Linked DNA regions of Homo sapiens: region 2 is linked to region 1. A link is a contact called in ENCODE Hi-C or POLR2A ChIA-PET data. All regions are on one chromosome and are shown on one strand. Each heading gives the region's core, a stretch centred on a gene start or an enhancer-like site at or near the end of the contact. The rest is flanking DNA. Distances are from core to core; before and after follow the strand shown. Region 1 has its middle 50 kb from the start of FOXN3-AS1. Region 2 has its middle 65 kb from the start of FOXN3-AS2.

What was found. A loop is a pair of places that touch in the nucleus more often than their neighbours do. ChIA-PET counts read pairs that join two places held with the same protein, here RNA polymerase II (POLR2A). Pooled maps may share reads with other maps.
Region 2: a loop to region 1 is called in a map of natural killer cell, with 4 times the contacts of the local background. The contact joins two enhancer-like sites. A Hi-C loop is called at or near these places in 2 of 168 maps with a recorded cell type or tissue (B cell and natural killer cell) and 5 of 50 pooled maps. POLR2A ChIA-PET finds 5 or more read pairs at or near these places in 7 of 52 experiments (CD8-positive, alpha-beta T cell, H1, HEK293T and 4 more).

Annotation. Positions count from the first base shown.
Region 1 is chr14:89,464,763-89,470,056 of GRCh38, reverse strand. It overlaps a transcript of FOXN3 not described here. Among named protein-coding and RNA genes, the nearest start is that of FOXN3-AS1, 50 kb to the right of the region's middle. RefSeq lists enhancers at 2,333-3,252, 3,253-4,172. Within about 2 kb of position 3,441, at least 5 of the 41 ENCODE cell types and tissues checked have a DNase peak (open chromatin) inside an H3K27ac peak, as active enhancers do; they include B cell, CD8-positive, alpha-beta T cell and natural killer cell, where a contact is called at or near this core.
Region 2 is chr14:89,509,068-89,514,343 of GRCh38, reverse strand. It overlaps a transcript of FOXN3 not described here. Among named protein-coding and RNA genes, the nearest start is that of FOXN3-AS2, 65 kb to the left of the region's middle. Within about 2 kb of position 3,768, at least 9 of the 41 ENCODE cell types and tissues checked have a DNase peak (open chromatin) inside an H3K27ac peak, as active enhancers do; they include B cell, CD8-positive, alpha-beta T cell and natural killer cell, where a contact is called at or near this core.

The DNA.
Region 1 (5,294 bases), core at 2,192-4,691:
TCTGTGTTATGATGATCAGCTTGGTTCTGGTGTGCTTGGGTGGGAGGTGGACAGCTTCAGGAATATCTCAAAACAGGGGCAGGCCCTGCCTGCATGACTGAAGCTGGTTGCCTCTTTAAAAAAACGCACCTGCGTGGAAGCCCGTGGCGACCAACTCGCTGACATTCACCAGGATCCTCTGTTTGTGTTGCACTTCACAGTTTTCAAAGCACGGACGTGTACATGGAACGATCCTGCGTGTTAGGTGCCTTTTCTCTCCTTCGGATGAAGACAGTGAGACCTAGAGGGATTTACCCAAAGACACAGTGCCAGGGAGTAGCAGAGCCCATCACCTAGACCTCACTCTCTCTCCCCCAGAGCTAGTCCATCAGCTCCTGCTCCGTTCATCCACTGGGGCAAGGCACCCAGAGGGCGATCAAAGCAGACCCATTTCCTACTCCAAGGAGCTTTCTTTCCCAGTTAAAGAAGTCCAGGTCCACAGAGGAGGTGGAGAAAGAAAACGAAAGCCCAGTCACAACATGAACTCTTTGCTCCAAGACAGAACAGAGACTTGAGATAACAGGAATAAGAGAAAAACACCCTTGAACCTCAGGCAGTGTGGAGACAAGGCTTTCCTTATCTACTAGCTGCAGGCAGCAACCTTCAGTTGGAGAAGCCCCTCAACCCTGCTTCCTGGACTGAGGACAGGGCTGAAACTTCTGCCTGCCTTGGGATTGCTGGTCACCCTAACCCAACTGGGTATGCCTTGGAGAGGGGAGGAGGCAGGGATTGGCCGATGGCTGTCAGACACTCCTCCTGGTGCTGTGGGTCTGGGCATCTTAGGGTGATCCCCGACAGGTGTTCTGACCTCAGGCTTGTCTGTGCCACTGACTACCTCAGGGTCACACTTGAAGCCAGTTAGGGGACCCCTGGGTCTCAGTTTCTCTCATCTGCAAATTAAAGAGTTCTCAACCTCACTCATAATAAAAGAGGTTCAAATCAACACAAGGAGTGCCATTTTGTCACTTGCTTATTAGAGAGCAGATATGATGCAAAATTTGAGAATATCCAGTTCTGGAGAGGGGCTGGGAAAAGGCACGTTCACTTGGCTTTTGTGTCAGGGTATATGGGCAGAGCATTTTGGGAGGGCATCTGGCGACGTCTCTCAAAATGTATGATGCACAGACCCAGCAAGTTCACCCTTTGGAATATGTCTGGTGGATTTTCTCACTACAGTATTAACAACTGGTGAATAAGGATGTCTTAATATTGTTTGTAACAGCAACAGCCAAACTGGATACAACCTCGATATTCACCACCAGGGGACTGGTTCAAAGCCCAAATGATACGTCCTGGCACACTGGGCAGCATTTAAATAGGAGGATAGGGAGGGGGTACGAAGATATAACAGGAGTAAATAATAGCAATACATATTTGAGTGCTGTCTGCATTCTAAGAAGTTTACGTGTGTTAACTCATCTATCCCCATCATTCAGATCAAAAAGCTGAGGCACAGTCAAGTTATATAATCTGCTCAAGATCATACTGTAGTTAGAAATTGGCATGGGAGTGTGGAGTACAAACCAAGTGTGTGTGTGTGTATGTGTGTGTGTGTGTGTGTTTTGAGACACAGCCTTCCTCTGTCACCCAGGATGTTGTGCAGTGGCTTGATCTCGGCTCACTGCAGCCTCCACCTCCCTGGTTCAAGCAATTCTTCTGTCTCAGCCTCCCAAGTAGCTGGGACTACAGGTGCCTCCCACCATGCCTGGCTAATTTTTGTATTTTCAGTAGAGACGGGGTTTCACCACGTTGGCCAGGCTGGTCTTGAACTCTTGACGTCAGGTGATCCGCCCGCCCCAGCCTCCCAAAGTGCTGAGATTACAGAAGTGAGTCACTGGGCCCAGCCTGTAAACCAAGTATTTTGGCTTCAGAACTTTGCTTATTGCCTGAAGTACAAAAAGCAAGTTTCAGGAAAGTGGGATCCTATTTATAAAAAAAAAAATAATCAAATTATGTAGATGCATGTATATATGTGCATGCATATATATGCTCATATTTTAATTATTATTTTTGGCAGGATCCACAAGAAAAAAGTAGGAAGGACTGGGGGCTCAGGGCAGGAGGAAAATGCCAGGAGTGCTAGCTCATGCCTGTAATCTCAGCACTTTGGGAGGCTGAGGTGGGAGGAAGGATTGAGGCCAGGAGTTTGAGACCCTCCTGAATAACATAGTGAGACCTAATCTCTACCCAAAAAAAAAAAAAAAAAAAAAAAACAAAGAAAGAAAAGAAAAGGAAGAAGAAGAATTAGCTGGGAGCTTGGTGGGCTTGGTGGCACTTACCTATAGTCTCAGCTATTTGGGAAGCTAAGGAGGGAGGACTGCTGGAGCTTGAGCCCAGGAGTTTGAGACTGCAGCTGGGCAACACAGTGAGACCCCATATGTTTAAAAAAAAAAAAAGCAAGAGGGAACAAAATGTTTTAGCTTTAATTTTCTTCCTTCCTGTGCTGTTTTGCCTTTTTTTTTTTAAAGGGCATGTTTATCACTTAAAAAAAATTTACATTTGGCTAATCCGTTTATGTCGGGGATTAGGTGGACCATTTAAATTTTCTTTTAATTTTTCGGCATTTAAAAAATATGTCATCAGTAATTGTATTTTAAAGTGAAACAGCTGGACATAACTCTCTCCAAGAGCCCCTTCCAGATTAGAAATTTCCCATGTTCCCAGCCCCTTTTCTACAACGTGTAATGAAGCCATGTTTCCTGCCCACAAGGATCTCAGAGTTACAGCAGGTGGTGGATGGCGACACGCACCCCGGGAACAGGCGAAGCTGTGGGATCACACCAGTCTCTGCTGGATGTGGGCTTGTCCTGCCGGGCCAGCCCTCACTTTCTTCCCTAGCAGAGAGCTGTGTCTGAGTCTGGGTGGAGAGCCACCGTGAGAAGGGGGTGTGATGTGCAGCTGCCTGTGCTTGGGAGTCCCGGGCAGGCTCCAGCAGGCTCCGTCCTGGATTGGATCTGAGTTCATGATTATTACCATCGCCCAACAGTGGTAGGTCCCAGCAACGAAAGCTAACGCTGCTTTTGTGTCAGGCGCTGTGATCACGTCTTTATGTGCAGACACTGTAGCTACTGTTTTTCCTCCCCATTCCATAGATGAAGATTCAGATGTTCTCCCTTTCTTCTGCCTTACTTTTTCAGTAATGAAAGCAGTGTGCCCCCACCTTGCCGTAGGCCTGAGGGGATCAGTGTGGTGACTGGAACAGTAATTGAAATGAGAAAACCCTCGAGAGAAATGTAAAACCCAAAGGGAGTGGTACAGGTCCTTGGCCAGCTGCCCCAAGTCCCATGTAATTCTCTGTGCCGTGCTAGAGGGGTGGCTTTAGTTAGGGAGGCCTTGTAGCCTGTGGTCCCTGGTGAGAGTCTGTTCACACCTCCCTTGCAGCACTTCCTGTGTTGTAACTGCTGCTGCGGGTGGTGTGCTTCACTAGGCTGTGGGCTCCTGGTGGGCAAGGTCTTGATTCATCTCTCAAATCCAAATGCCTAGAATGGGCCCTGAATTAGGACTCCAAGCACGTTTCCAACATGGACAGGGTTAGTGCTCTTGGGCAAAACAGTTATCTGAGCAGTCAAGAGGCCTTAGAAAGCAACTGGCACGAAAAACATATTCCCTGCATTTGCCGTCAATTGGAAGAGGATGCAAAAGAGGAGAAATAAGTGGAGCTTCATTTTAGTTTGTGGCAAAGTCATACTTGTCAGCAAAATGGCGGCCCCCGGGAGGTCTGGATGTATTGGTTACTCACATCTCAGTTTGCCTTAAGCGGATCAACTTGAATGCCTTAGACGACCAAGTTGTAATTTCGGAAGGCACAGATACTAATGGAAAAGAGATGAAAAGGAAGAAAATGAAGTGGAAGCTGCAGACTAGAGGCATTCAGTCGTTGCTGGAGGCTGGAATACCAGGAAGTTCCTGGAGGGGCAGCCCTGTGTTTGCTGGCTGACTCCTCCCTACCCACCTGCTCAGTGACGATCACACTGTGACTTATGTGGGGGGCAGCTGGTAGATACTTTGTGTGTGCATGTGCATAAGTGAATAAAGCTAATGAGATGGAGATGGGAATGACCCTGATATTCTGTTCAAATAATCAGCCTGTCTTAAAGGACACTGTTTTATGTAAACCTAAAAACTGGAAACAATGTTTGAATTAATTTTACAATACAATCCAGAGTGATGTCCTAGCTTACTGCATCTAGAAAGCTCTTGAGTTGAGATTTAAATGGAAAATTCCAAGTGTCTTCTCCCTCAGTCAATGATTAAGAACAAATCTTCATCAATTGGAGAGGATGTAACATAGCCTCTCAGTACCTGAAATGATAAATAGCTCAAGTTGGAGGTATTAGATCACACCTCACATTCTTTGCAACTCTGAACCCTGTGAGTTTCAGGGAGTCTCTTTTGAGTGCAGACAGTGGTACAAAACATAACCTTGTGGGACCCCCTTGAAAAGTTCTTCTGGATTGTATTAGTCCGTTCTCATGCTGCTAATAAAGACATACTCAAGCTAGGCGCGGTGGCTCACGCCTGTAATCCCAGCACTTTGGGAGGAGGGTGGATCACGAGGTCAAGAGATTGAGACCATCCTACCCAATGTGTTGAAAACCCGTCTCTACTAAAAATACAAAAATTAGCTGGGAGTGGTGGCGGGTGCCTGTAGTCCCAGCTACTTGGGAGGCTGAGGCAGGAGAATCGCTTGAACCTGGGAGGCGGAGGTTGCAGTGAGCCAAGATCGTGCGACTGCACTCCAGCCTGGCAACAGAGCAAGACTCTGTCTTCAAAACAAAACAAAACAAAAAAAAACAAAGACATGCCAGAGACTGGGTGATTTATAAAGGAAAGAGGTTTAATTGACTCACAGTTCTGCATGGCTGGGGAGGCCTCAGGAAACTTACAATCATGGCAGAAGGGGAAGCAAACACATCCTTCTTCACGTGGCGGCTGCAAGGAGAAGTCCTGAGCAAAAAGGCCCTTATAAAACCATCAGATCTCTGGAGAACTCACTCACTGTCACGAGAAAAGCAGCATGGAAGTCAGGTGCGGTGGCTCACGCCTGCAGACCCAGCACTTTGGGTGGCCAAGGTGGGCGTATCACGAGGTCAGGTGTTCGAGACCAGCTTGGCCAACATGGTGAAACTCAATCTCTACCAAAAGTACAAAAATTAGCCGGGCGTGGTGGTGGGCAGCTGTAATCCCAGCTATTCGAGAGGCTGAGGCAGGAGAATCGCTTGAGCCCCGGAGGTGGAGGTTGCAGTGAGCTGAGA
Region 2 (5,276 bases), core at 2,519-5,018, 44 kb before region 1:
TTGATGCTGAGGCCAAGGGCAAATGCATTTACAACAGCCAGTTCCCTTTGAGACCTGCCGCCCAGAAGCATGACTGGGGCAAGAAGATTGTTCCATTGTTCTGGCCCTGTGCAGCAGGAGTGGAAGGCTTGGTTCCCCAGCCCTTAGGACAACTTCTCCCCACCTTCCATCCTCCTTCTCCCTCACCACTTTCTTCTTTTTCTGGTATCTCCTTTGCTCTGGCTTGTCCCCTTATTATCTTGTCTTTCAAGATGAGCGTCATCACCTGGTTCTCTGGCAGCCCTTTAGCATTAGCCACTTGCATCCTGGAAGAAACAAAGACAGCGATGTCTCTTCCTTTCTACTTCATCTGAAAATGCTGTCAACTTTTCTCTAGGTGTAGGAGAGGGCGTGTGTGCGTGCGTGTGTGCGTGCGTGTGTGTGTGTGTGTGTGTGTGTAAGAGAGAAAGAGAAGGAAAGAGAGAGAGATTTAGAATTGGTGTAACAGTGGATAGGGTTTTGAGATTAAAAACAAACTCCGGGAGTTTGAGGCTAGTCTGACCAACATGGAGAAACCCCATCTCTATTAAAAATACAAAAAAATCAGCCGGATGTGGTGGTGCATGCCTGTAATCCCAGCTACTCGGGAGGCTGAGGCAGGAGAATCACTTGAACCCAGGAGGCGGAGGTTGTGGTGAGCCGAGATCGTGCCATTGCACTCCAGCCTGGGCAACAAGAGTGAAATTCCGTCTCAAAAAATAAATAAATAAAAATAAAAATACAAACAAACTCAAAAAATGGTAGTATTGGAAACACAATGGGCTGGGTGCAGTGGCTCATCTCATGTCTGTAATCCCAGCACTATGGGAAGTTGAGGCAGGAGGATGGCTTGAACTCAGGAGTTCGAGACCAGCCTGGGCAACATAGTGAGACTTTGTCTCTACTAAAAACAAAACAAAACAAAACAAAAAAATTGGCTGGGCATGGTAGTGTACACCTGTAGTCCCAGCTGCTCAGGAGGCTGAGAGCTATGATTGGGCCACTGCACTCCAGCCTGGGCCACAGAGTGAGACCCTGTCATGAAAAATAAAAAAAAAGAAAGAGGGAAGAAAAGAAACAGGATGGGACTGTGGAAATCACATTTGGGAAGTGGTTTGGGAAAGCTGTGACTACCTAGTTTCTTTCTTTCTTTTTCTTTTTTTTTTTTTTTTTTTCCTGAGATGGAATCTCACTCTGTTGCCGAGGTTGGAGTGCTGGAGTGCAGTGGCGCGATCTCGGCTCACTGCAACCTCTGACCCCCGAGTTCAAGCAATTCTCCTGCCTCAGCCTCCCAAGTAGCTGGGATTACAGGCACCTGCCACTGCGTCCGGCTAATGTTTGTATTTTTAGCAGAGACAGGGGTTTCACCATCTTGGCCAGGCTGGTCTTGAACTCCTGACCTCGTGATCCACCCACCTCGGCCTCCCATAGTGCTGGGATTACAGGCATGAGCCACCACACCCAGCCTAGTTTCTTTCTTATATTTCACTCATCACTCTTGACATGTGAAAGTCTGCCCCCACACCACCTGACAGTACTTGCTTCACAGTTCCAATGGGGATCAGAACATTCCACCCCAAAATATGTCTCTTTGACACATTGATTATTTTGAGCTGAAGGCAGTTGAGAAACAGCAGTTGTGCGGTAGGGCTCTCTGTCCTGCCCCTTTTTACCTAAAAGCAAGGCATAAATTCTCCATGAGAAAGATGGCCTCCCCGTACCGGGAAGAGGAGAACATTCTTATCATTGGAGTTAGGGAGCAGATGCTGAGATGAGTCTGTACAAACAAACCTTACTAGAATAACTCTTATCTTCCGTGGGTTTCCCTCATATATTTCCTAGTCACTTTCCCACAATTTTCTGCCCCTAGCCCAAACCCTCTTTTCCTTTGTCTTGTCCAATCTCCACAATTTACTTCTCTTTGTTAAAATGGTATATTTAACCGCTTCCTTGTGGTTTTCACGTCTTTCTATAAAGCCCCTCTCCCTACCCTATGCCGTGTAAAAATGTTAACATCAAATAATTATTCGTATGCGTTTTCTACTGTTAATCTTTTATCAGTTCAATTCACAGGTCCCAGCCATAGAACCTAGAGAAAAAGTCTCTTCCCCTTCAGTTCCCAAGCTGCTGGTCATACTGCCCCTCACTATGGCTTCATGTCCTGCTCTGGAGGGTCACAGAGAAGGTCGTTTGTTGTAGGGAAAGAGCTGAGAACAGCGGTGTGCCCTCTGAGAAAGCAGCAAACTGTCCTTTTTGCCTCTAAGGGTCTGTACTTATGGTTTGGCCACGTCCCCACCCAAATCTCATCTTGAATTGTAGTTCCCTTAATCCCCATGCATCATGAGAGGGACTAGGTGGAGGTAAGTGAATCAGGGGCAGTTTTCCCCATCCTGTTCTTGTGATAGTGAGTGCTCATGAGATCTGATGGTTTTATAAGAGGCTTCCTCCTTTGCTGGGCACTTATTCTTCTTGTTCCTGCCATTATGTGAAGAAGGACGTGTTTGCTTCACCTTCAACCATGATTGTAAGTTTCCTGAGGCCTCCCCAGCCCTGCAGAACCGTGAGTCAATTAAACTTCTTTTCTTTATAAATTACCCAGTCTCGGGTATGTCCTTTTAGCAGTGTGAGAATGGACTAATACAATACTCTTCATATCAGGACTGCAAAGACCACTGAGCACAGGTTAATTCAGGTGCAGTCCTGTAGGGGGTAACCTCAAGGCTTCAGGGCAAGTTGGTCTTGGAGTAAATGTGAGTTAAAATGTGAGTTATAAACCAGGCAGGTCGGCTGGATGCAGTGGCTGGAGCCCATGAGACCAGCCTGGGCAACACAGTGAAACCCTATCTCTACAAAAAAATTTTTAAAGTTAGCTGAGTGTAGTAGTGCACGCCTGTAGTCCTAGCTACTCAGGGGGCTTAGGTGGGAGGTTTGCTTGAGCCCAGAGGTTGAGGCTGCAGTGAGCCATGATTATACCATTGCACTGCAGCCTAAGCAGCAGAGAGAGACTGTCTCAAAAAAGAAAGAAAGAAAGAAAGAAAGAAAGAAAGAAAGAAAGAAAGAAAGAAAGAAAGAAAGAAAAGAAAGAAAAGGAAAGAAAAGAAAGAAAGAAAGAAAGAAAGAAAAGAAAGAAAGAAAAGAAAGAAAGAAAGAAAGAAAGAAAGAAAGAAAGAAAGAAAGAAAGAAAAGAAAGAAAGAAAGAAAGACACCAAGCAGGTCTTTTGAGATGCTTTACCGCTGGGATGATTGGAATATGAGTTGGGGAACCTTCTGGACACTCATGAACGCCTGCATTGGTCAGGCATGCACTTTTGTAATGGAACAGGAGAAGAAGCCTTTGGGAAAAGGCAGGGGGTGATGAATTTGGTTACTGTTTTCTTTTCTTTGAGATGGAGTCTCACTCTGTCACCCAGGCTGGAGTGCAGTGGTGTGATCTCAGCTCACTGCAACTTCCGCCTCCCGGGTTCAAGTGATTCTCATGCCTCAGCCACTAAAGTAGCTGGGATTTACAGGCGCACACCACCACGCTTGGCTAATTTTTGTATTTTTAGTAGGGCCGGTGTTTCACCATGTTGGCCAGGGTGGTCTTGAACTCTTGACCTCAAGTGATCTGCTGGCCTCGGCCTCCCAAAGTGCCGGGATTACGGTGTGAGCCACCGTGCCTAGTCTGGGTACTCTTTTCAGTCTACAGTCTCTGAACTCTGACAACTTCCTGTCGCTCTGAGTGTGACTGTGCTTGTGGTTCCTCTGAGAGTCGAGGTGGAGCTACCCACCCCCTCTCCACACTGGTCTCATGTGTGATCGGAGCTGTGTGCTGGGGAGATGCACAGTCAGGTTAGAGGGCAGCTTGGGTCCTGGAGCTGCAATGGACACACACCCCTCTCTGCTTAGCTGTGGCTGCCCTCAGTGCATATGCAGGGCTGGCTCCCTGGCAGATCTGACTTTCTCTGGTTCTGTGGCTGTCATAAGATTTATTCAGAATCCCTCTTATGAGTTTTGGAACTGAAGCTGTTCTCAAACCAGTCGCAGATTCTACTTGTTAAGAGAAGCAATGTATACAGAATATCGGCAGTTAGGAGGCATGCGTGGGTTCCAGTCCCAGTCTCACTGGCAGTGAGACCTTGAGCAAGTCACTCAACTTCCCTGAGCCTCAGGGTTTTCATGTGCATCATGGAGGAATTCTCCTTCCTGCCTCCTGCTTTTCTCTAATCTTCCCCCATGGTGAGAGGCCTCTCCCAGGAGGAGGTCTGCCTGCTGATATCTATCCGCCTCTCATCCATGTGGGTTCTATGGGGAGGAAGGGGGAATTCCATTAAGCTGACTGGTGAATGAGAGCTGGGAAACATGGGGAACATGCCCTTCTTCATGGGAAACATGCCCTTCTCCATGATGTCCATACTTGCATGACAGGATAAAACTATCTCCTGCAATCTGCCACAATGGGTCATTTTGAAATCTCGAAGAAGTCATTTATTCAGATTAAAACTATTTATAGCAGATGTAAGCAAACAATTCATTGGTGTCCTTGAGATTGATGGTTGGCACTTTACAGTTTTCATTAAAAGTTAAACTCTTTCTTCATTCAGCAAATATTTCAGTGCCCATTATGTGTCCTGTACTGGGATACAGCAGTGAATGAGACAGACCAGATCCTTGCCCTCTTGGGGCTGGCATCCTAGTGGGGAGATGGACAATGCTGGGCGTGGTGGATCATGCCTGTAATCCCAGCACTTTGGGAGGCCGAGGCGGGCAGATCACCTGTGGTCAGGAGTTCAAGACCAACCTGGCCAACATGGCGAAATCCTGTTTCTACAAAAAATATAAAAATAAGCCAGGCGTGGTGGTGGGCACCTGTAATCCCACCTACTTGGGAGGCTGAGTCAGGAGAATTGCTTGAACCCAGGAGGTGGAGGTTGCAGTGAACTGAGATCATGCCACTGCACTCCAGCCTGGGCAATAGAACAAGACTCCATCTTAAAACAAACAAACAAACAAACAACAACAAAAAAAACTGTATATAATTTGCAAATAGTGGTAAGTGCTATGGATAAAGATGAAGCAGGGAACAAGGTCCAGGAGATGCAAGCATGGGTGCTATAACTTTGACCCAGAGGGCAGGGCAGATTCCTTCACTGATGGAGGGGAGGGAAAGGCAGGTCGATGCTCAGCCAGTGTGGAGGTACTGATAGGGACCTGGTCCACTCCAAGACTATCAGGGAGGTCAGGGTGGGTGGAACAGAGTGAGAGGGAGGGAAGTAGGA